Regions from separate parts of the Mus musculus genome. Here regions 1 and 2 are each linked to region 3. The links are chromatin loops, found by intact Hi-C in ENCODE. Cell type or tissue: left cerebral cortex. All regions are shown on one strand.

Region 1 (8,000 bases), 130 kb before region 3:
TGTGATGATCTGAGTTTGATCCCCAGAACCCACATAAAAAGCCAAATGCAGTAGTTTCTTTTTGACTTAGTTAGTTTAAACAGAGCCATTTATGGGACTGTCCAATTAGGACTACCCATTGGAGCCCTGGTGGGTTCACCAGTTGATACACAACTAAAGGGAGTGATTCCCCTCACTCTGAATCTATTAGCAACAAATAATTTAGCAGGGTGAGGTCAGTAGGGTCCATGAGGCACATCCATGCCTGACTGTTGATGTGTTTTTGTCTGTCTATTTTTGTTCAGGCCTAATGCAGGCATCCACATCTGCTATGAGTTTATGATTGCAATAGTTGTGTCTTGCTTAAAAGATAACATTTGCAGCCCTTCTCCCTAAATTCTAGCTCTTATATTCTTTCTGTCCCCTCTTCCATAATGTCCCTTAGGCCTTAGAAGGGCTAACCACTTGTCACTTGTTCTCAGCACTTTGTTCAGCCATGACTCAGCACCCACCATTGTTCATTGGAACTCTAATTAAAGCCCTGGCTGTCCTGGAACTCACTCTGTAAACCAGGCTGGCCTCGAACTCAGAGATCCACCTGCCTCTGCCTCCTGAGTACTGGGATTAAAGGCGGGTAGAACAGACCTGTAATATTAGCCACTTGGACAGCTAAAGGCATGAGAATTGCAAGCTCAAGGCCTGTCTGGGCTATGAAACAACGTCAAGTCCAGCCTGTTCAACTCAACATGACCCTGTCTCAAAATACAGGGTAAAAAATTTTAGCTTAGTAATAAAATGCTTCCTTGGGATATATGAGGCCCTTGGTTCAGTCCCTAGTATCAAAAGAAAGAAAGAAAGAAAGAAAGAAAGAAAGAAAGAAAGAAAGAAAGAAAGAAAGAAAGAAAGAAAGAAAGGGAAAAGAGAAGAGAAGAGAAGAGAAGAGAAGAGAAGAGAAGAGAAGAGAAGAGAAAGGGATCAGTTAGAAGGAGTGAGGAAGAGAGGGAAGAAAGAAAGACTGGCATTTGCAAGAACATGGATTGTCTCTATATTAATCCTGGTTATTTAGCTCCTCCAGGACATTATGCTAAGATACTGTAGAGTGTTTAGATATGTCTTTTTAGTAATGATTATATTTGTTCTAAATGCTCAATTACACCATCTTTCTTTGTTCAGATGTAGTAAGTTGCAAAGGCAGTTTCTCAAAATTGCTTTCCTCTTATTTTGATGTTTCTGCTATTTAGATTATAACTGTTTAGATGGTTCCCTAAAATATTTTGAGATAGGAATACTGGCATATTATGCTATGGATGCTTTCATATATAAAACTGTATTTGGGGCAGCTGAAGAGATGGTTCAGTAGTTAAGAGCACTTACTGCTTTATCATGAAGACTGGAGTTCAATTTCTAGCATCCACATCAGCCTGTTCACACATGCCTGCAAATCTAGCTTGAAAGGATCTATATGTCTGCTGACCTCTGCAGGCACCCATTGCCAGACATCACTCTGTCTCAAAATACAGGGTAAAAATTTTAGCTTAGTAATAAAATACTTGCTTGGAAAGGAAAGGAAAGGAAAGGAAAGGAAAGGAAAGGAAAGGAAAGGAAAGGAAAGGAAAGGAAGGGAAAAAAAAGGAAGGGATCAGTTAGAAGGAGTGAGGAAGAGAGGGACCAAAATGGTTGGATTATGTAGGAAAGAGCAACCCAGCCTCCTAGGATGGAGAATTCAGAGTATGGGTAACAGTAGGAGCTGTGGGATACTGGAAGAGAACCTGTTGGCCAGGTCTGCTTTGATATGTTAAATAGGCACCTCAGCCATTTGTCTTAGGTTTGAAACCTAATAGTCCAGCCTTTTTGTTGACCATAAGAGGCGAAGCAATCTCCCCAATATTATGTCCTGCTGACATTGGGGCATTTGTGTTTCGGGCGGGGAGTAGGAAGAGAAAGCTGGAATACTTATTCTTGAAGAGCAGACTGTTTTAGCGCCTGTCCAAACTCTACAGGACCACTGGGGCTAGGAAAATACAGGCAGAGTTTTGGAGCGGTCTGTGACACTGGACCACCTGGGGCTAGCCACTTTGAAGCTGTCTAGGATGCAGATTTTAAGGGAACACCTGGAGCTAGCAGTCGGCAGTTGATCTGAAATCTGCTGGGACTGATGTCTAGGGAGAAAAAGGAAAGTTAAGGAGTTTAGGGAAGTTGTTTGTTTGTTTGTTTGTTTGTTTGTTTTTAAATCTAGGGTGTACTTTGAAACTTTCAGACCCATGGTCCTGGCAGTTGGGGGAGGGGAGTCCCAAGACCAGCGGAGAGTTAAAAATTCCACCCTCAGAAATAGGAAGTAGGCAGGAAACCTCAGGCTGTTGGTTGATAGGAGAACTTTTTTGGAGTTCATTTGAATTGGATCCAAGTGGATTCCCTGAAGCTTAAAAGATTTTTTTTAAGTTTACAAAAAGAGATAAGTTGTGAGCTATTTTAGCATTACCACTGTTTATAACCTGTACTGAAATGCACATTGTAGATAGAGCCATGTATTGTAGTAGAGTCATGCCTTTGAGTTGTAGGAAAAGTTTGGGGACTCAAAGATGACTTTTGGGTTAAAAGCATGATCACTCTTTCCTCTGTCCAGATGAGGGCGGATATAGATTGGACAGGCACTTTAGCACACTGAGAAGAACTTTAAATCTATACTTAGAAGACAGACAAATAAAATGCTGGAGAGATGGCTCAGTGGTTAAGAGCACTGACTGTTCTTCCAGACATCCTGAGTTCAATTCCCAGCAACCACACGGTGGGTCACAACCATCTGTAATAGGATCTGACTATGACAGTGTACTCATATTTTAAAAAAAAAAAAGAAAAGAAAAACAACAGCAAAACAAATAAAATGTAAAATCTTGAGAGCTTGTGATTATAATAATATGCTTTACCGGAGCTACAATAATAGCTTACATTAATAGCTTATCAGAACTCTACTGATGAATGCTAAAACAACTTTGAAGTCTTTTAATTAATGGTTTTAAGTGTAGGAGTGCTCTGTGTGCATATACACCTGAGCGCCAGAAGAGGGCAACGGATCCCTTTAGATGGTTGCGGGAATTGTATTTAGGACCTCTGGAAGAACAGCCAGTGTTTTTAGCCGCTGAGCCATCTCACCAGCTGGTGAAGTCTTTTGTTGTTGTTGTTGTTGTTGTTGTTGTTGTTTTCTTTTTGTTTTGTTTTGTTTTTTCCAATCCAAGGTTTCTCTGTGTAGCCCCGGCTGTCCGGGAAATCTCTCTGTAGACCAGGCTGGCCTCAAATTTAGAAATCTCCCTGCCTCTGCCTCCCAAGAGCTGGGATTACAGGTATACTCCACCACTGTCCAGCTGGTGAAGTTTTAATATAACAATAACATAGTGAGGGAAAGAATTTTGAAGCATTATTAATTTTTTTTTTTCTGAGACAGGGTTTCTCTGTGTAGCCCTGGCTGTCCTGGAACTCACTTTGTAAACCAGGCTGGCCTCGAACTCAGAAATCCGCCTGCCTCTGCCTCCCAAGTGCTGGGATTAAAGGTGTGCGCCACCACGCCCGGCTGCATTTTTAATTTTTTATATACTTTAAATCATTTCGTTATATCTTTACAGATTGTATTTACACAACTTAAAACAGCCTCCTAGAATTTATAACCTACATAAGCTTTAATTTTTTTATGTAATTATTTATCAGGAGACACAAGTGGTTGATAATTGAGAACAGTCACTGTAAAGAAAGTACCTTTAAATAGAGGAAGAGTAAAAAGTTACTTTGAAACCTGAAACCTGTTTTGGTTTTGGTTTTTTTGGTTTTTGTTTTTTTTTTTTTTTTTTTTTGAGCTTATCTCTTTTTAGCAAGATAAACTGTTCCTCTCTCACAGCGGAGGTCTAAAAGCTCTAGGAAAGCCTGAGGCTTTATATTTGCATATGAAGAGAACTGTGAAGCCTGCGGGGAGAAGGTGCAGGGAGAAGCTGAGTGCTTGCGGCTGTTAAACCTAGAAGTTAGTCAATGAATACCCTCAGAGATCTGAGAAGGATAAATTCTAGCTGGAAGGACAAGCCAAAAGGTCTTTGTTATCAGTTAAAATGTCAATAACATTCCCGTTATCTAAAATGGGTTACTTCAGGGTTCTGTAATCTTGATAGTTTCCTTGGAGTCATATTGAGCAGCAGGGCCTTTGGCTGTCACACCCAAGAGATTTGTCCTGTAGAGGAGCTTGGGAAAACTCACCTTACTTTTTGATCAGGCAAAGTAGGGTGATCAACCCAAAAATGCCCAGTTTGTGTAGGGCCCTGGCAGCAGGTGAGACCCTGGGCAGTTTTCTCCAGGGGTTAGTGTTACCACCATCCAGGTGGAGTCACCATGCCCCATCCGTCTTCTTTAGTGGGATACCCACTAGGAAGAGGCATGTCTATTATGGAAAGCTTAAACTTTGTTTTGTTTTGTTTTGTTTTCGAGACAGGGTTTTTCTGTGTAGCCCTGGCTGTCCTGGAACTCACTCTGTAGATCAGGCTGGCCTGGAATTTAGAAATCTGCCACCCTCTGCCTCTCAAGTGTTGGAATTAAAGGTGTGATCCACCATCATCCAGCTACTTAAATGTTTTAAATGCCACGTTCAGTAGCTCTCTGAAGAGTTTGAGGACAATAAATTCCTTATTTACTTGCTTTAGGCTTAACTTTGAAAACACATTCAGAAGGCTAAATAAAGCTTGTCATTAAATGAACAGTTTACAAACTAGAAGTTTAACAAAGTTACCAAAGATGAAGAAGCTAGACAAATAGTACTGTGACTTAGGAATTTATAAACCATCTTTATTAAATATAGCTTGTCGAACATATGTTGTTAGTTATCTAAATTCTCTGGAAGCCTGGTGTTGAGCAGTTAGGAAAGACATAAATAAGTAGCTATATATCCTAAATCAGCTTTTGTTAATCTGAGTAGACACTATTTGTGGCAGCTTTGACAGTTTGTGTTTGGTTTCTGCACACACACACCTCATACACACAAGGGACTGAGATGCATATTTCACACACCAAAGCAGACTTGGCCCTGGCCTCCTAAAGGTTCTTCCAGCGTCCCTCAGTCCCTATCTGTCCCCAACTCAGAACTTTCCAGCCCAAGGGCTGGGCTGCCCTCCCCCCCCCAGATGTTCTTCCCTTTATAATCCAGACATTTTGATCCCCCCTTCTCTCTTCTCTCTCTCCCTCACTCCCCTTTCCATTAAACCTGTGTTTAATATAATCTAATCTGACTTTCATTGGTGAAATTCTCATTTCCTTGGTGGAGAAATAACTTATCACTTTGGACTGATCTTCCAGGAGCCCGTATAGACCTGATAACTTTTAGGGCCTTGATTTTTAGTTAGATAAGAATTAGGCATGAAGTTACTCATTATTATTGTGTCAAGGTCAGATGTCAGATAGCCATGTCAGCTTGCTTTTGGCTTCCACCCAGCCTGCTAGGTTCCCACTGGCGGGTCGTAACCACACCAACCCCGTGCTTCAAATCCCCCACAGCCTTTGAGAACCACCTCAGGCAAACCCACACTTGGCCACTATATCTTTCTCTCTAGACCCAGAAGGTCTGCTGCGTGAAGGAAAACACAACACAAACTTAGTTCAGAAACAATGGTAACTCAATCTCTGGGCACAATAACTAAAACCTAATCTTGTAAGCCTTATTAAAATCTGATTCCTCTGGTGGCAAATTCTTGCAGATTCGCCATGATACCCGGAAACTCTAGCAGCTACATCTTACCCCTCTGCTGTCCTGTTCCAAAAATAAATTAACACCAGGATCACACTCATATCAACACGTCCAACAGATGACTCAGACCATGTGTGGTGGCTCACAATTTAAATTCCAGCACTTGAAAAGCAAGAGGAAGGTGTGTTTGAGGCAAGCCTGGTCTATATCACCAGTTCCAGGCCAGCCAGGGCTACATAGACTCTATCTCAAAAAGGGGAGTGGTAGTAGACACAGAAATATAATTCAAAAACAGCCAACAACCAAGTAAATATATTAACCAAAAGCATGAAAACATACGTCAAAACACTAAAATTATTCTTCTTGAGATTGGTGTTTTCAACCTCTGTATTGTGACATATACTCACACACACACACAAACATACACACACACACACACACACATACACCCCAGCCATACTGGACAAGCAGACCTTGAACATCTGCCAGGCAGGTGGAACAGACCTTGGCTAAGCAGACCTTGAATATTTGCCACAATAGGCAGAATATACAGGCCTTGAACGATAAGCTTTATTGGCCTGAATAGAGACATCTGCCTTGCCTGCAGCTGCAAACTTTGATGTACTGTAAATGAGCTGACAAGAAATGGAAACTTATCGGATTGGCTGCTGTGCCATTGCTACCCTGCGTTACTGTCCTGGAGATGGGTTTTGTGGGTTTTCACTTTATATACACTGTGCTGAATATTAAGCTTTGATCCTTGATCAGAACCTTGTCTTCTTGACTCCATGTTTCTCTTGCCCCGCGCCCTTTTCATTTCCAGCCCTCCTTTCAGGTGAGCCTTGCTTGACAGTATACTACTGGATGGCCACACTGTATCAACATTTTGTACAAAATTCGAGCTCCTGCTCTCAAGAGGTAAACTATGGCAATGAGGCTGTACCCTATCCTAAGTCACTATGTATTGTGACTTTTAGACTAAGCCTTGCCATAGGTGACTCCATTTGACAAAAGCAACATTTGGCTCCATTTTGTAGGTGAAATGAATTTGCTTGTAATTGTGCTTATAGATACCACTACCTGTCTAGCACCATCATCCGTAAGGAACAGCCTGATAAGTAACTTATTCCTCAAAATGAGAAGGCACCAGCTATTGTTAAAGTGGGAATGTATGAACACATGGGTGCATTCCATATGTCTGAGGATGTAGCTCAGTGGTGGAGTGCTTACCTAGTATGTTCAAGGCCCTGAGTTAAGTGTGCTGTATGGCAAAAGAAAAGAAAAGAAAAAACAGATAAACCAAGTCCAATGACTTACTGAACACACCAGTCTGATAAAGGGTACACTCTCACCTGAGCCCTATAAAAAGGACACATAACACTGTGATGGCTCTGCCAATCCAATCTGACCACCTAGGGTGTCTATTAAAGCACTTACAGGTTTCTGCTCACTTGGTCCCTATTGCTGGTATGGCTCACTCAAATTACCACTTACCTGTCCATCTTTCTAGACCCAGTCCTACACCTAGCCTCTATAGCTTAACTCAGCCCTGTAGCCCTGACTGAAACCAGAGGTTCCAGCTTGGCACTGTATGTCTATTAATCTTCTCTAATCACCAGTAGTGAATTCCTTTGTATACATGTCAACTCTTAGCTGTCTCCAGTAAAGCCACTGTGGACTCTGCTGCAGGCTTTTTATACTTTCTGTAGCTATTCTGTAACACACACACACAACCTTTCTGTAGTCATTCTGTAACCTATACAAACACAATATAGATCGTCTATCTACTCATCAATTGTATGCTCTAAGAGTTAAATATTAGTAATTAAAATCAGAGTAAAATGTAACTTTCATTCCCCTGATGCAGTTATTTAGGAGGCTTACTCCTAGGTCTGTGAACCTAGGTCTAGTCCTGGAAGCTTCTAGCCTCTACAGTCTAATCTAGGCCCAGAATGTTTCCAGCTTCTGAGACTCACTGCTGAGTTAGCTCACGCCTTTCTAGCTCTTTCTGAACTCTGGCTGGCTAGTCGATTCAGCTGTTCTGGCTCAGCCTCCTCTCCTGGCTGACTGATTTAATCGGGGCTCTTTCAGCTCCTGACTGAATTGCTCCGCTTGACCTCATAGTCACTCTGGCAATCTGTTCTAATCTTCTGGCGCATTCTCATTTTCATCCTCTCTTCATCTGTGTCTAGCTTGTTCTCTCTGTGCAACCTGTCTCTGTACAACTGTCCCAGTAAAAAACTGCCTCCTTTCTCTCTTCTCTCTGCACTGCCCCTTAAGTAGTTTCCCTTTCCTCTCTTCGACTGAA
Region 2 (8,000 bases), 280 kb before region 3:
TTTGTTTTTGTTTTTTGTTTTTTTTTCAAGACAGGGTTTCTCTGTATAGCCCTGGCTGTCCTGGAACTCACTCTGTAGACCAAGCTGGCCTCGAACTCAGAAATCCGCCTGCCTCTGCCACCCAAGCGCTGGGATTAAAGGCGTGTGCCACCACTGCCCAGCCCTCATAAACACTCTTAGCCACTAGGCATTTTACTTTGCTATAGTTCTCAACTATAGTAGTGGTACTATTGCTAATGACAGTCGGATCTAACTTTATACTTTACACTTGCTGTGTACCAGGCAGTATTCTATAGTCTCCAGCTTGCTTATAGTCTCCAGTCTTCATCATAGCCCTGTGAGACAGATAACTGAGAAAACTAGGGCATGTGGGTTCACAGATGGCCCAATAACTACTTAGATAGGGGAACACTTTTGACATGCCCCTCTCTCACCTCATTGCATCCCATATGAGGGCACATTCCTTAACAGCCAAATTAGTTTCAATCACCCAGCTTTTGTTTCTGCTGTTCTTTCTGACAACAGAGCTGTCTCCATTCTACTCTGTTCTCAGGACCCATCAGCTCAAGTCCTAGCAGTGGTGTGACTTTACATGAATGACTTAACTACTTTCTTCCTGTACTGGGCTAAAATGGGGGAGTCAGAACTATAGCCTTTCCAGTGTGAAAAAAATGTGTGGGTTAAACAAGTCACCTCACTGACCTTATCTCTTTCATCTCCACATTTCAGATCCATGCTATAGCCATGCTAACCTCACTGCTTCTCAAAAACAGCCGGTACAGGCCAGCCTCAGGGCCTTTGCATTAGCTCTTCTTTCTCCATTAACACTACTCCCACATCTCTGTATGGTAACTTTCAAGGTACTGTACACTTGCCATACCCAAAGGAATTTTTTCACTACCCTGTGCAGGGAACACACTAAAGATATTTGTAAGAATGTCATTTGATTTGTGAATAAAATGAGCGTAAAGGAAATGTGATGTTGGTGATATGAAAAGGCACAAATAGAAAAGATGTTTCAGAGAGTGCTTTCATGTCTTTGCATCTTGGGTAGTGTAATTTTAGTAAAACATGTATTTGTCACACTGGTGCTTGGGATATAATGTATAAAGGTATATACATAAAAAGGTTTCAAATATCATTTTTTGTATCAAAGTAGTCAACACCCACCTCTCTTTGACTATCTGATTTTGTATACCGAGCAGGGTTCAGATCTCTTTCCTGCTTGCTTTGGCCCTTTATACTCTGTCATGGTTAGACATGCTATATAGCTTATATAAATAGATATCTGTCTATCCTCCTCAGAATAAACATCCTATGGGAACTTACAGGCTTTATCTGCCCTTCATGTAAAAATATACCTCTGTACAGTAGGTGCTTGGAATAATCTGCTGCACAAATTAACTTGGGGGGTGTAGTATCTAGACGATGAATGATGGCTCACGGCTATATATTTCCAGCATGGAAGACCAAGAGAGAATTTACAGGAAATAAAAACTAGCCTGGGTGACATAGCGAATTCCAGACCAACCTGAACTACAGAGTGAGATGCTGTCACAAAACTGACAATGAAAATTGTATCCCAGACATCACCAAGGGGAGTGCAGATAAAAAAGGGAATGTAGGAATTAATTAAGATGTCAGTTACGACTTTTTAAATATTTAACAGCTATTTACTAAGCACCTAGTGAGTACCAGGCACTTATTGTAGATGCTGGAGATATAGAGAAGCAAAACAGGCAGAAATCCCTGTACATAGAAAGCAGGCAGGCATTACTAAAAGTGAGGGAGACAGACTGTATAGATAGGTAAAATGAAATACCACATTATACAAAGGCTAAGGAACAGACATGAAGTGGGGCAAATAGGACTAGAGTATCAAGGTATTTGAACTCTTAGAGACAAGGCATGCTACACTTGGAAATGTGACTCATAAGTTAAGGCCTGAAAGAAACAAAGGAGTAAGCCATATTGTGTAAAGGAAGAATGTACCAGAAAGAACACTCAATGCAAAGACCCTGAAGCCCAGATTATGGCTACCATGTTCAAAAGCCAGTGTGACTGGAAACAAGTTGAGAGGGAGGGATAGAAGTCAAGGTCATAGAAATTATGGAAGCCAGATGGTGAAGTCGTACAGAAAGTTAAGGGGGAGGGAGAAGGATGCCATACAACCTAAGGGCTAATGTTTATTGCATTTCTAGCATGTGCTACAGACAGTTTTCTAAGTACTTTACATATATAGAGACACATTGAGTCCTCATTTTTAAAAAGTATTTTTTGATTTGAGAGTAAGATACCCTATTTTACAGATATAGAACAAGGCATAGAGAGGTTGAACAACTTGCTCAAAGTCACACAGGCAGAACAGGGCAGAGTATGAGGCTGTGAAGATCAGCACAGAACAACTTTGCAAGAACAAACAAGTTACTCCATGCATTGGATCGTGCAGAGGAAAAACTCTACCTGGCAAGAAACATTATGGCCTCAGGTAGACACTTTAGAGCTTTTATATATGCTTTTCTCTTTATCAGAATTATCCTTCCCATGGACATCAATATGACTTGCTACCTCCCCTCCACCAAACATCGCTTCTTCAGGGAAGTGTCCTACTTGTCACTCTGGGATCTTGCCTGTTTATGTTTTCTTTGAGAACTGGCCTTGATTGGCTAGGGGTGCTCAGTTTGACTGCCAGCATCCAGCAGCTCCTCCAAGGGTGAGACCTTAGGCAGGTTACTTAACATCTTTCTCCACACTTCACTCACTTGTCTGCAAAATGGGAAGCATAATACAGTCCACCTTTTGGAGGGTATTATTATTTTGTTTTCTTCCTTTTTTTTGAGACATTTCTTACTGCCCTATGAATGTGTGGATTATAATATGCAAGGGCTCCTGTCTGTTGTGTCCTAAGCTGTTTTAAGGCACCCAGAGAATGAGGTGAGGAGTGGAAAGAAAGCCTTCTGGGAAGGGCAGGTAACTAGGATTCCTGGTAAGGCCTGTGTGGGAAAAAAAAAAAGCAGCAATCAAATTCAGCCTGTCTCTTTGATAAGCTAGTAGTTGATCAGATTTCACTCAGCTGCTGGGTTCTGGCATAGCTCAGAGGAGGCGGTGAAATTGCCTGTTTTTGCCACTAGGGGTCACACTGCACTCTATAGGCCTCTGAAAGAATCTGGTGTTGGGAATATTTAGTCCCTTAGAGCTGGGGGGGGCGGGGGCGGGACTCTGATCCACTGTCCCTCGGCACTCTAATTTGGACAGCTGCCTAACACTGTTTCTGCTAAAAGAACCTTGAACTGGCTCAGACATATGAGGATCATACTATAATTTCATGCAGATTAAAGAATAAAGCTATAAATCTAAATCATAGGTTCTTCAAAACCTTAAAAGGTTTATTCTTAATCCTTAATCCAACAATCCGAGCCAGGTGGACAGCTGGTTGATTAAGTCCCATCCTTGCAGGGACTTAAGCAGGTTCAGTGTTAGTTCCAGTTTGGTTATAGGAAAGGGTAATGGTAGGATAACAGGTGAACAGTGAACATCCTTCTAATGAGGTGATAATTTGTTTTGCTTTTTTTATTGAACATAGATTTCTCTCTATCCCCATAAACTGTAAGATATCTATAGGTATAGATATCTACCTATAGATATCTTACAGTTTGCCCCCATCTGTATTCCTCCCAGTTCTTTCCCACCTCCCCTCCCATTAGAAAACAAACAGGCAGCAGGGTAGTCATGGTGTGGTACAGGCCTTTAATCCAGGGCAGCCAAGAGGCCCTGTCTCAAAAAAACAACAACAAAAAGCCAGGCAGTGGTAGCAAGTGCCTTTAATCCCAAATCTCAGGAGGCAGAGGCAGGTGGATCGCTGAGGCCAAGGCCATCTTGCTAGTTTCAGGACATCCAGTACTATACAGACCCTGTCTCAAAATAAAAACAGGAAGGAAAGAAAGGAAAGGAACAGAACAGGCTTCTAAGAGATAATAATAAAATATAATAAAAGAAAAGAAAAAGAGCCCAAGAGAAGGCCCAAGAAACAGACCCATTCATTTGAACACTAGGGAATCCCATAAAACACTAAATTGGAAGCCATAATATATACACAAAGGATCTGATGCAGGTGGTTAAATGCTCAGACTCCTGAAACTGGTCATGGTGACCCATGCCAAGTATCTCAGTACTAGGGAAGTGGAAGCAGGTAAAACAGGAGTTCAAGGTCATCCTCAGCTGGATGGCAAGTTTGAGGCTTTCCTGGGCTATCTAGACCCTGTCTCTAAAAATAAATAAATAACAAAACCACTTAGACCCCTGAAGGGTGATACTTGGGTCAAATGCAGGAACTGTCACAACAGTGAAGTCACTTGGACATCTTTTCCCTTGTGTAAAATTAGTGATATTGTAATAAGAATATCTCCTTTCCAAAAGGAAAAAAATGCCTATTTTTCTGAGTTGGGATGAGAGATAAGTGAGTCAGTGCCTATAAAAATAACAGCCCATGCCTTTATCTAAAACCCCATAGACCAGTTATATTTCAGAATTGTGAATTTTTCAGTTTAGAAAGGTAGCATGGTGCACATATGACATGTTACATAACACCTTCAACCAGCTCTGTCACCAGCTGCTTTTAGATCGCTGCACCAAAATGTATGAACAGTCATACTAAGCAAAGATCAATAAAAACCAGAATGGGCCTTGCTTTCTTTCCAATCATGTTTTGTTGCCAAAAGAACTAAAAAGAAGCCTTCGTTCTTAGACTGTTTTGGATTAAGGAATAGCAGAAAAAAAGATTTGTGAACAAATTAGAAAATATTTATGTAAAGTTTATAACCCAAGCATGTTAAATTTAAAATTCACATAATAATAATGATACATGGTCTCTATAGATAAGTATATTACTATCCCTGTTTCACAGATGAGAAGATTTGTAATACAAAATAAGTATAATGAATTGGCCAAAATCCCACAGCTAATAACTAGCAGATCCAGGATTTAAACCATAAAAGTCTAACAGTTTAGGTTGATTGTGCAGTAGGCAAGATGGCTTTCTGCTTAGAGCAGTGCTTCACATAAAGAGTAAATACATACTTGTTTTTAAAAAGGCTCATAGCCAACCATTGGATTGAGCACAGGGTTCTCAATGGAGGAGCTAGAGAAAGGACTGAAGGAGCTGAAGGGGTTTGCAGCCCCATAGGAAGAACAACAGTATCAACCAACCAGACCCCCCCAGAGCTCCCAGGGACTAAACCACCAACCAAAGAGTACACATGGAGGGACCCATGGTTCCAGCTACATATGTAGCAAAGGATGGCCTTGTCGGGCATCAATGGGAGGAGAGACCCTTGGTCCTGAGAAGGCTCAATGTCCCAGTGTAGGGTGGAGAGGCGGGGTGGGGGGTGGGGAAGCACCCTCATAGAAGCAGGGGGAGGGAGGATGGGATGGGGGTTCCCAGAGGGAAAACTGGAAATGGGGATAACATTTGAAGTGTAAATATATAAAATATCCAATAAAAATAAAAAGAAATTAAAAGGCATGGGTTCCGGGTGAAGCTCTGTGATAAATCTTGTACTTAACATGCATAAGTCCCTGGATTTGATCTCTAGCACTACAGAAAGAAGTAGCTGCCTTGTTTGCTGGGGTGTGTGTAATCTCAGCACTTGGGAAATGGAAACAATAGCATCAGGAACTTGAGGACAGCTTGAACTACATAATACCCTATCACAATGCAGCAGCAACAATGGCAAAAAGAGAGAGAGAGAGAGAGAGAGAGAGAGAGAGAGAGAAGATTCATGTGGCCTCATCCTTTCCTGTGGATCTAAAGGCCTTTAATGGTTACTTCAGTGATGCAGGGTCCATGTTCCTGAAAACAAACCTTCACCATGGCCTTGTAAGCAACTCTACTAAAATTCATTGGATCACAAAAAAGTCATAATATACAAAGAAGCCTAGTTGGGAAGAGGAAGATAATCAGTGGGAAGGGAGGGGAACGGGATAGGTTAATGGAGGGAAATTTAATCAAAGTCATTATATTAGAAATGGTATAATGATGGCGCACGCCTTTAATCCCAGCACTTGGGAGACAGACACAAGTTGATTTCTGAGTTCGAGGCCAGCCTGGTCTACAAAGTGAGTTCCAGGACAGCCAGGACTACACAGAGAAACCCTGTCTCGAAAAAAACAAAAACAAAAAAAAAAAGAAAGAAAAAGAAATGTTATAATGAAACCCATTATGTATAAATAATAGAAACCCACTATGTATAATTAATATATGCTCATCAAAAAGAAAAAAATTTAAACGCTTAAACCGTACAGGAACAATCCCAGGTTAGAAAAATTGGGGGATCAAGGAACAGAGAAGAGTACGTATTCAGATTCAGGAAGGCTTCATAACGCAAAGGACTTTTCAGTGGGTCCTCTTCGTCGTTTTTAGAGGACGACTGCTCAAAGAGGAAAGGAGCTCCATGTACAGTGAACAGTACTTGCAAAGGGCTACCAAAAGGCACATCCTAGAAAAGTTGATAGGAAAGGGGAGAGAGAGAGAGAGAGAGAGTTAATGTGAGTTAAGTTATGGATATTACACTAGTTTTCTAGTCCCGCTATATAATTTATTCTCATTGAAACTATACATTTCTGTAGATGCATTGGTACATACCTGTATTCCCAGTACTCAGGAAGCTGAGGCAAGAGTTCAAGACCAGCCCGGGCTACATAGTAAGACTCTGTCATTTAAAAAAATATATAATTTATCATCTGACAGAAGCCCAACACTGATCTTGCCAGGCTAGCATTAAAGTCTAGCAGGACTTTTAGTCCTTTCTAGAAGAGGTTTGTTTCCTGCTCATTCAGGTTGTCCCTTTAGTTGTAATGCTGATTTCCTTACTGGCTTTAAGCTGAGGGTCATTCCAGATTTGTGGAGCTGCCCAATTTTCCTGTCTTAGAGCCTTCTCCAGAATCAAGAAATAGCAGAGAAAGTCCTTCTGCCATTCTGCCCTAAACTCTGTTTTAGCCTCATTTCTCTGCTTTGAAAAGAGCTCATACAGTGGTTGACCTCAAATAAAGCCAGAGTGATTGCTATATCTTAAGGTCTGTAATCTTAATTTCATCTCAGAATTCATTTATGCTATGTAGCCTAACCTGGTCACAGACTCCAATAACTAGGATATGGAACTCTTTGGGGCTCGGGTTGTATTCTGTCTTCCCTCTGGCTCCTAAAGATTCACATGCATCAAGGCTGGACTGAGGGCTCAATATAAAGAATGCTTGCTGCTCTCACAGAGAAGCAGAGTCCAGTTCCCAGCACCCATGTTGGGCAGTTTATAACTGCCTGAACTCTAGCTCCAGGGAATCCATTGCCCTCTTCTGATCTCTCTTGGCACCAGCACACATGTGTACATATAGTCACATGGACATACTCACATATTTTTTCCTTTAATTCTTTTTTGTCACACATGTAAAATACAAGGGGCATCCAAAGCTACATGAAGAAGTTTAGGAGACTGTTTAGGGAATAGTAGTGAGATTTGGGAACAGATGTGGAGGCAAGGTAACAAGAAACGAATCATTTTTGCTCTCTTCCAGGTACTCCTGGAATGGCGTGAGTGCTTCCCTAGTGATGGACCCATCTGTGACGCTGTGGCAGTTTCTGCTGCAGCTTCTGAGAGAACAAGGTAATGGCCACATCATCTCCTGGACCTCACGGGATGGTGGTGAGTTCAAGTTGGTGGATGCAGAGGAGGTGGCCCGGCTATGGGGACTGCGCAAGAACAAGACCAACATGAATTACGACAAGCTTAGCCGGGCCTTGCGGTACTACTATGATAAGGTATGGCCTCAAAGACCAGGACTGCAAACCCTTGAAATTACTGTCGGAAAAACTCTGTTTTTTTTTTTTTCCTTTTGAGACAAGGTCTTATAATGTAGTCTAGATTTGTCTGGAACTTAACTATGTAGCCTAAGCTGGCCTCAGTTTCACTGTCCTGTCTCTACCCCCAATTTCTGGAATTACACTTCAG
Region 3 (8,000 bases):
AAGAGGCTATCTGTGGTCAAAACTCAAGGACATGAGGACAGAGGCTCCTCCCAAGGCACTCACAGGGGCCTCCATTTCTTAAGTTATCTCCTTTCCCTTGCCATTTGTTCCAGGCATATTCTTTCTCCACTCCCTACATCAGACAAGATCCAGAGCCAGAGAGCTCTTTATCAGACCTTTACCTCTCTACCCTCACCCAGTGCTGGCAGCAAGGGTCTAAGTTGGCAGGTTTGGGGTCACTGTTCAAAAGTGGACTTTGAAGCCAGGTGTGGCAGTACAGGCCCACAACCGCAACACTTAGGAAGCAGAGGCAGGGGCTGGCAAGATGGCTCAGCCTTTAAGAGCACTGACTGCTCTTCTAGAGGTAGTGAGTTCAAATCCCAGCAACCACATGGTGGCACAACTACCTGTAATGAGATCTGACACGTCTTCTGGTGCATCTGGTTAGCTACAGTGTACTTATTTATAATAATAAATAAATCTTTGGACCAGAGAAGCAGGGACTGAGCGAACAGAGTTGACCGGAGCAAGCAGGACCACAAGTAGAAGTCCTAAAAATTCAATTCCCAACAACCACATGAAGGCTCATAACTGGGGTGAGATGGCTCAGTGATTAAGAGCACCGACTGCTCTTGCAAAGGTCCTGAGTTCAAATCCCAGCAACCACATGGTGGCTCACAACCATCTGTAACAATCTGATGCTCTCTTCTGGAGTGTCTGAAGACAGCTACAGTGTACTTACATATAATAAATAAATAAGTAGATAAATGAATAAATAAAAAAGAAGGCGGCTCACTACCATCTATGCAGTTACAGTGTACTCACATACATAAAATAAATGAATAAATTTTTTTTTGTTTGTTTTTCGAAACAGGGTTTCTCTGTATAGCCCTGGCTGTCCTGGAACTCACTTTGTAGACCAGGCTGGCCTTGAACTCAGAAATCCACCTGCCTCTGCTTCCTAAATAAATAAATCTTAAAAAAAAAAAAAGGAAGCAGAGGCAGGAGGACTCTTAAGTTTGAGGTCAGCCTGAACTGTACAGTGAGACTATTTCAAAAAATATTTAAACAGGAGATTTCAATTGCCAGGTTTTGGAAAGCCCCTTTATCAAGGCAAGCAGGAAGAATGTGGGGCAGAGACTCTAGGACAAGAACTAAAGATTCCCTTACTCCCATCCAAAAATAAATCCATAAAAACAAAATACAAAAAAGCAAAGCCAATGGAGATCCTTTCTCCCTCACCATGTGCTCGGCCTTCTCTATTAGAATATATTTCCCAGTGCTTAAGATCAAGTGTAGGATATATTTTCCAAAACTTACTTGGCTAAGCTGAAATGAAAGCATTTTAAACTTACCCCGGGTCTCCAAACTGATGACTGAAGCCTGAGAATACTCTATTCCCAAAGCAGAGAAAGGCTGAGCAGGGGAACCTGGGGTAGGATTAGGAAGCAGAGCCAGCTGATTGAGGTAGAAAAGATATTGTACAGAGGAGGATGCTAAGGCTCGCCAAGGTTTCTGGGAGGTTTTAAAGGAGAAGTCTTGAGGAGTATGAGAAAGGCATCAGAGGAAGTCACTGAGCTCAAGGAGCTGTGAAGGAGATAATAAAAGACACCCAAATGAGACCTTAGCAGGCCTTATAAATGGTGGGGGTATTGGACAGAGGTATTGTTTTTTTTTTTATTTTTTGGTTTTTTGAGACAGGGTTCCTCTGTGTAGCCCTGGTTGTCCTGGAACTCACTCTGTAGATCAGGCTGGCCTGGAACTCAGAAATCCGCCTGCCTCTGCCTCCCGAGTGCTGGGATTAAAGGTGTGTGCCACCTCGCCCGGCCTTGGACAGAGGTATTAAGACAGACTTAAATCTGGGTCTCTAGAAAGAGGTGGGGGAATGTAGACCCTGAAACTACTGCAGGGAGATGCTGGGACTGACAGTCTTCGATTCTAGTGATAGAAACCCTTCACTAAAAATAATGGGAATGCACAGAAAAAGGTCTTTGATACTGACACTATAGTGCCAAGAAGCTGTGATATTAAGTGCGAAGAGGCAAGGAGAGGTCTCTGAGAGCAGACTCTTGGAGAGGGATTTCTAATGGAGCAACAAAGGTCTTGCGTAGATCTAAACAGGTACCACAGCTGCTGACAGGGTAGAGAAAGGAAGATGAATTTCAGATAATTTAAGCCTTAAAAGGATTACTAAAAATTAAGCATGGTGGTGTATACCTTTGATCCCAGCACTAGTGAGGCAGAGGCAGGCTGGCCTCTAAGAGTTTGAGACAGCCAAAGCCACACAGTAAAACTCTGTAATCATGATAATATATTACCAAGCAAATACTGCCTAGATCTTCAAATGGAATTAGGTTCCTCTAGTCAATTTTGTGACTCCACAGTAAATAGATGAGGTTTTCTACTCCTGTGGAAGATAAATGAGCCTGTTGGGGAAAAAGGTATCTGACAGTGATAGAGGTTCAGGGAAGTCAAAAGCAAATGCTGAGACTCTCTGAATGATGATGGTACTAGAAACCTTTAAAAAAGACGAGGGCAGATTCTGAGGCCTGTTGTTAGATTAAGGAATCTATAAAAAGAGAAGCTAGAATGCTGGTCTGCCTTTGAAGGCAAAAATTGGGTCTAGAATGAGACCATCGGGCAGATGGGGCTACAAATCAAGAGTCTGAAAGAGTAGATGGCGGCAAGAGATCACTAATGGAGAACTGTGTCCAAACAGGTCCTCCCTGGCGTCTAGTCCCATGAGAGACTAAAGGAAATATACTGGGGTTACGATGGCTGATGGAGAAGACAACAATGCTTCAAGAACAATGAGAACGTGAAAAAGGGGGGCGTCCCTAAAAGCAGGGAGAGTCTCTAAAGGCAGGTGCTTAAAAGAATAAGAATGCCAGGTGTCCACGATGGAGGATGCTATGTCAAAGTGGTATTGGGAGATCTCAAATGTAGGAATGGATTTCCCACGGAAAGGCTAGGCAGAGAGCTTTTCACCGGGTTTAATCCAGATGGCAGCTCTAAGGACAGATAGTATCCTGGGGGGAGGGGAGACTGGATGAAAATGCTAGACAAGGCTCTTCATTCGGAAATGAAGGCCACGCGGACCTTTCCTCAAGCCTGGCCCCTCTTAAGCCATGAGAGCAAATACTGAAGGGCTAGGAAGAGTCTCAAGGGAGATTTTGGGGCAGGTCTTCAAATAGCACACAAGTATGGACGGCTTTCATGAGCAGCGACACCGAATTCCGGTGCCTTTATGGAGACTGTGGGGAGTTCTGATAGGAAATGCATGGCTCAGGATCGGATCAAGATACCTGGTAATAGTGCTGAGCCAGAAGTCTCCAGAAGCTGAGATAGGGGTCTGACGTCAAGGTCAGATTTCGAAGCTCAAGGGAATAGGGGTGGTCCCAGACAGACGTGATCCACCCCACCCCAGGATTTGCACACCCCCACACCCGCTTGCCTAGTGACTCTTAATACCCAGGACACGGCAGTGCACTCAGACATTGGGCTGGCAGAGAGCCAGCAGGGACCCTCCCATACCTCCCAGAGCCCTTGCGCTTCGAGCCAGGTGCAGAGAAAAGCTATTACCAATGCCGGTTCCCCGGGTCGTGCCGCCGCCAACTCCTCAAGGAGCCGAAGTCAAGCTCGGCCGCCACCCTCCTCTTTCTCCTCCTCCTCCTGCCGCCTGGGCCAGCTAGGATCACTGTCGCCTTCTCCTTCCCCGACCGCGGTGGTTGTGGTCTTCCCTGCCACCCTCCTTCACCCCAGCAGCCGACACAAGATGGCGGCGGCAGAGCCCAAGGCCGGAACAAAACCCTGAGCCCCACCCCCAGAAACCCGGATGCAAGAGGACCGCGCCCACTCATGAATCATGTATTTTCCCTGCCCAGTTTGGGACTTCTTTAATTAGAAGGAGAACAGCTCCACCAAGTGGCTCTGGAGGCAGTAACTAGAAAAACAGGTAGAGCAAGAGGCTATGAAATATGAATAAAGAATTACTGCATCTAAGCTGTCAAAGAAATCAAGGAAGGACCTCAAGGCCATTCTTCCCGATCGTGAATCACGAAGCAAGGTTATGGGTTTACTAGGACTAGGCAACCAGAAAGTAGATGTTAAAGCATTACAACCACACCCCATGTTCATGAATAATGAATGATCTTGCAGTAGCTGGGAATCAAGGAGACCAAAGCTATATCGTATTCATGAATAATGCACGAGACTCAGTGAGATGGAACAAAAGAGGCAGGCCTGCCTTATTGCTCCATCTAATACCCAGTAAGCAAGAAACAGGGCTACTGCAGGCAGCACTCCTCTGACTCCTAAATACTGAATGAAGCTGTTGGAGCAGCAGCAGCAGCAGCAGCAGCAGCAGCAGCAGCAGCAGCAGCAGCAGCTCAACTTGAAAACAGAGAGGTCAAGAAAGGTTGTGTCCACCAGGTGTGGTGGTGTACACTTTTAATCCCAGCACTCAGTGGGCAGAAGCAGGAGGGTCTGAGTTTGAGGCCTGTCTGTAGAAGGAGTTCCAGGACAATCAGAGCTACACATAGAAACCTTGTCTTAGGGTGGTGGGGTGGGAACACCAAAAGAAAGATTGCGCCCAAGCTGCGCTTATGTGCATGGTGCTGCATGCCTTTAATCTCTGCACTAGGAAGGTAGAAGCAGGAGGTTCATTAGTCTGAGGCAAGCCTGGTTAACAGGAAACCCTGTCTCAAAAAAATGTACTGGGCTGGGGAGATGACTCAGCGGGTAAGAACACTGACTGCTCTTCCGAAGGTCCTGAGTTCAAATCCCAGCAACCACATGGTGGCTCACTGTAATGAGATCTGACGCCCTCTTCTGGTGTGTCTGAAGCCAGCTACACCGTACTTAGATATAATAAATAAATATTTGGGCTGGAGCAAGCGGAGTTGACCAGAGCGAGCAGGAATCCTAAAAATTCAATTCCCAACAACCACATGAAGGCTCACAACCATCTGTACAGCTACAGTGTACTCACATACATAAAATAAATAAATAAACCTTTTTAAAAAGTACCAATCCCATACAGTTCACGAATTATTCATGAGGTTTGATGGGCAGCCCCCACCCAAAGTGGCCCTGCCTAGCAAGTGGGAATTATGAGATAATAGTCAAGGCACTCACCATACTGGATAACCGTGCGAAGCCCAAGTGAGCAGTCTTTGCTCGTCATCCATGACCACTTAGGGGCGTATCTTGTTTAAGATAAATACTGCTAAATACAAACTCACTAGATGCCTTTGATAGGCAACGATAGTAATGAAACTAATCCAACTTAGCTGGAGATGTAGACTATGGATAAAGCACTTCCCCAACACCCTGGATTCAATTCATAGTATCATAAAAAACAAACAAACAAACAAACCATACCAATCCCCACCTCAAAAAAAATCCACTGATGAAATGTGTTATGAGAATGAGTACAGAACGGGTCTTAGAGCAGTGCTGCCACAAAACTGTTACAATTTTCAAATATGTGTAACTAAAGGCAATATGTAGACATATTTGCATTAATACAAAATTACTTACATTTGAGGACTTGAATGTTCCCAGATCAGAAAATGAGGATTAAGAATAAGAACTTACCTTGTGACTGAGTAAATATGTAGAAAGGGTCTAGAATAGTGCCTGGCACATTGTATCATATAATTAATCTGAGCAGTAGCAACACTATTTTCTTAAAAGATGGGGTTTTTGGGGGGTGTGCTAGCACAGCTCCTATAATTCCACAGTACTTGGCAGGCTGACACAGAAGGATCACTAATACCTGGCAAGTCTGGGGGAAAACAGACCCGGGAAAAAGAGACAGAAGTAGACACACAGACAGGGAAGAAAGGAAGGAGAGAAGAGGGAGAGGGAAAGAAGAGGAAGAGAGAGAAAGAGAGGTTTGAGACCATGCTGGTTTCAAACTATTCAAAATCCTCCTGCCTCACTAAGCACTAAGCGTCCCACCAACTACTCCTTTTAATTTCAAACAGTACTGCCTGAGGCAGGCAGGTCCCTAATTCTTTCAGCAAGCCTCAGGAAACAGCGACAGACTGGGGGTTGAGGGGAGGGGAGGGGAGGGGAGGGGAGAGGGGAGGGGAGGGGAGGGGAGAGGGGAGGGGAGGGGAGAGGGGAGGGGAGGGGGAGAGGGGAGGGGAGGGGAGAGGGGAGGGGAGAGGGGAGGGGAGGGGAGAGGGGAGGGGAGGGGGAGAGGGGAGGGGAGGGGAGAGGGGAGGGGAGGGGGAGAGGGGAGGGGAGGGGGAGAGGGGAGGGCAGGGGAGAGGGGAGGGGAGGGGAGAGGGGAGGGGAGGGGAGGGGAGGGGGAGAGGGGAGGGGAGGGGAGAGGGGAGGGGAGGGGAGGGGAGAGGGGAGGGGAGAGGGGAGGGGAGGGGAGGGGAGAGGGGAGGGGAGGGGAGGGGGAGAGGGGAGGGGAGGGGAGAGGGGAGGAGAGGGGAGGGGAGGGGAGAGGGGAGGGGAGGGGAGGGGAGGGGAGGGGAGAGGGGAGGGGAGGGGAGGAGAGGGGAGGGGAGGGGAGAGGGGAGGGGAGGGGAGGGGAGAGGAGAGGGGAGGGGAGAGGAGAGGAGAGGGGAGAGGAGAGGAGAGGAGAGGAGAGGAGAGAGGGGAGGGGAGGGGAGGGGAGGGGAGGGGAGAGGGGAGGGGAGGGGAGGGGAGAGGAGAGGAGAGGAGAGGAGAGGAGAGGAGAGGAGAGGAGAGGAGAGGAGAGGAGAGGAGAGGAGAGGAGAGGAGAGGAGAGGAGAGGAGAGGAGAAAGATCATCACTGCTAAGAATGTTCTTTAATACATCCAAGAAGAAAGAAAGAAAGAGAGAGAAAGAGGAGAGGAGAGGAGAGGAGAGGAGAGGAGAGGAGAGGAGAGGAGAGGAGAGGAGAGGGCGCGCACCAGTAATGGCTCCATTAAATTGGCTTGGAGGCGGGGAACGTTATCCAACTCTGAAACCCAACAGATCAAATTTGAATCCTAGTTCAGCCATTCACTGTTCAGCTTTAGGACAAATTACTTACCTGCCCTGTATCTCAGATTCTTTATCTATGAAGTAGGATGAAATCTACTTTTGAAAAGTTGTGAAGATAAAATGGATTAATAAAAGTAACTAAATGGGTGTAAATTATTATTATCCTGCATACCCACTTTTCGGACTCCCAAAAAGACTTGTCAAAGATGGGTCTTGAATCCAGAGTCTCGAGTCAGTAATCTAGAATTACTGAGACAAGGCAAGAACAATACCTGCGGCATCTTCTCTGATAGATGCCAGGTTTAAATGCTGGAACCTGTGAGGGAAAGCTAACTGCGGATCCCGAAGAAGAAACTGTAAAGACCACGCCCCTCATAAATTATGCATAGCACCCTTAGAAAAGCCTTTTTTTTTTTTTTTAAACCCACCGGGCGCTACTCACCTTCACAGATTATTGTATGGGTTATCAAGAAACTAGTTTGAGACTCAGACTTCGGGATACCCCGTCAACACGCCCCTTCCGCACGCTGATCCGCCCCCTAGAGAGCAATTCTCTTCTAGTGGACCAGGTACGAAAGAAGGTCCGCACCATAGTCCCACTAAAGCAGTAGCCAAGGACCGCTCAGTGGCCCGGTAGCCCTATGTCTGCACAGAAGAGCCTGGCAGACAGTCTTCCTGGCCTCGGTTGAGAGGCTCCTCTCCCAGGGTCTGGGCCCCTGAAGTGTCCGGGTTTCACAGCCCCGGGTAAACCAGCCGCAACCCCATCAGAGGTCACAAAGGCCACTGAAACCGTCACAGTGCCACGTTGGTGTCGAACATTCACACTGTCACTCGGTCCGGTCCCAAGACCCCAACTCCCGCCTTGACTTAAGTAACTTCAAACTTCTCTCCTCTTGGAGAGTCCAAAAATTCTGCCCTCCAACAGAGTACTCATACACAGACCCCGAGCCTCCCCCAAGTCCCCCCTAAGCCCTGCTTCCAAGGGGTATAAATCTGCGTCAGAGAATTACCTCATAAAACAGACTCCTAAA

The links. Hi-C counts contacts between places; a loop is a spot of excess contacts. Peaks named below come from ENCODE experiments on the same cell type or tissue, not always from the same donor. Only the 100,000 strongest peaks of a DNase experiment are listed, where the experiment ranks them.
Region 1: it touches region 3 in a loop (2.8-fold over the local background); 8 of 42 quality-filtered maps call a loop at or near these places.
Region 2: it touches region 3 in a loop (6-fold over the local background); 21 of 42 quality-filtered maps call a loop at or near these places.

What each region holds. Positions count from the first base shown.
Region 1 is chrX:20,788,482-20,796,481 of GRCm38, reverse strand. No RefSeq gene overlaps it. Among named protein-coding and RNA genes, the nearest start is that of Gm26065, 8.0 kb to the left of the region's middle. In left cerebral cortex, a CTCF peak has its summit at 3,021 (motif pointing right); a DNase peak (open chromatin) is centred at 3,083.
Region 2 is chrX:20,941,364-20,949,363 of GRCm38, reverse strand. It overlaps Elk1 (ELK1, member of ETS oncogene family), which reads left to right. Exons shown (of 6, transcript NM_007922.5): 2 at 7,567-7,810. The coding sequence starts at 7,601. Among named protein-coding and RNA genes, the nearest start is that of Elk1, 5.2 kb to the left of the region's middle. In left cerebral cortex, a CTCF peak has its summit at 3,122 (motif pointing right); DNase peaks (open chromatin) are centred at 3,122 and 4,556.
Region 3 is chrX:20,658,708-20,666,707 of GRCm38, reverse strand. It overlaps Uba1 (ubiquitin-like modifier activating enzyme 1), which reads right to left and starts at 3,812. Exons shown (of 26, transcript NM_001136085.2): 1 at 3,583-3,812. In left cerebral cortex, a CTCF peak has its summit at 3,930; DNase peaks (open chromatin) are centred at 3,099, 3,857, 4,563 and 7,614; H3K4me3 peaks cover 3,124 bases; H3K27ac peaks cover 848 bases.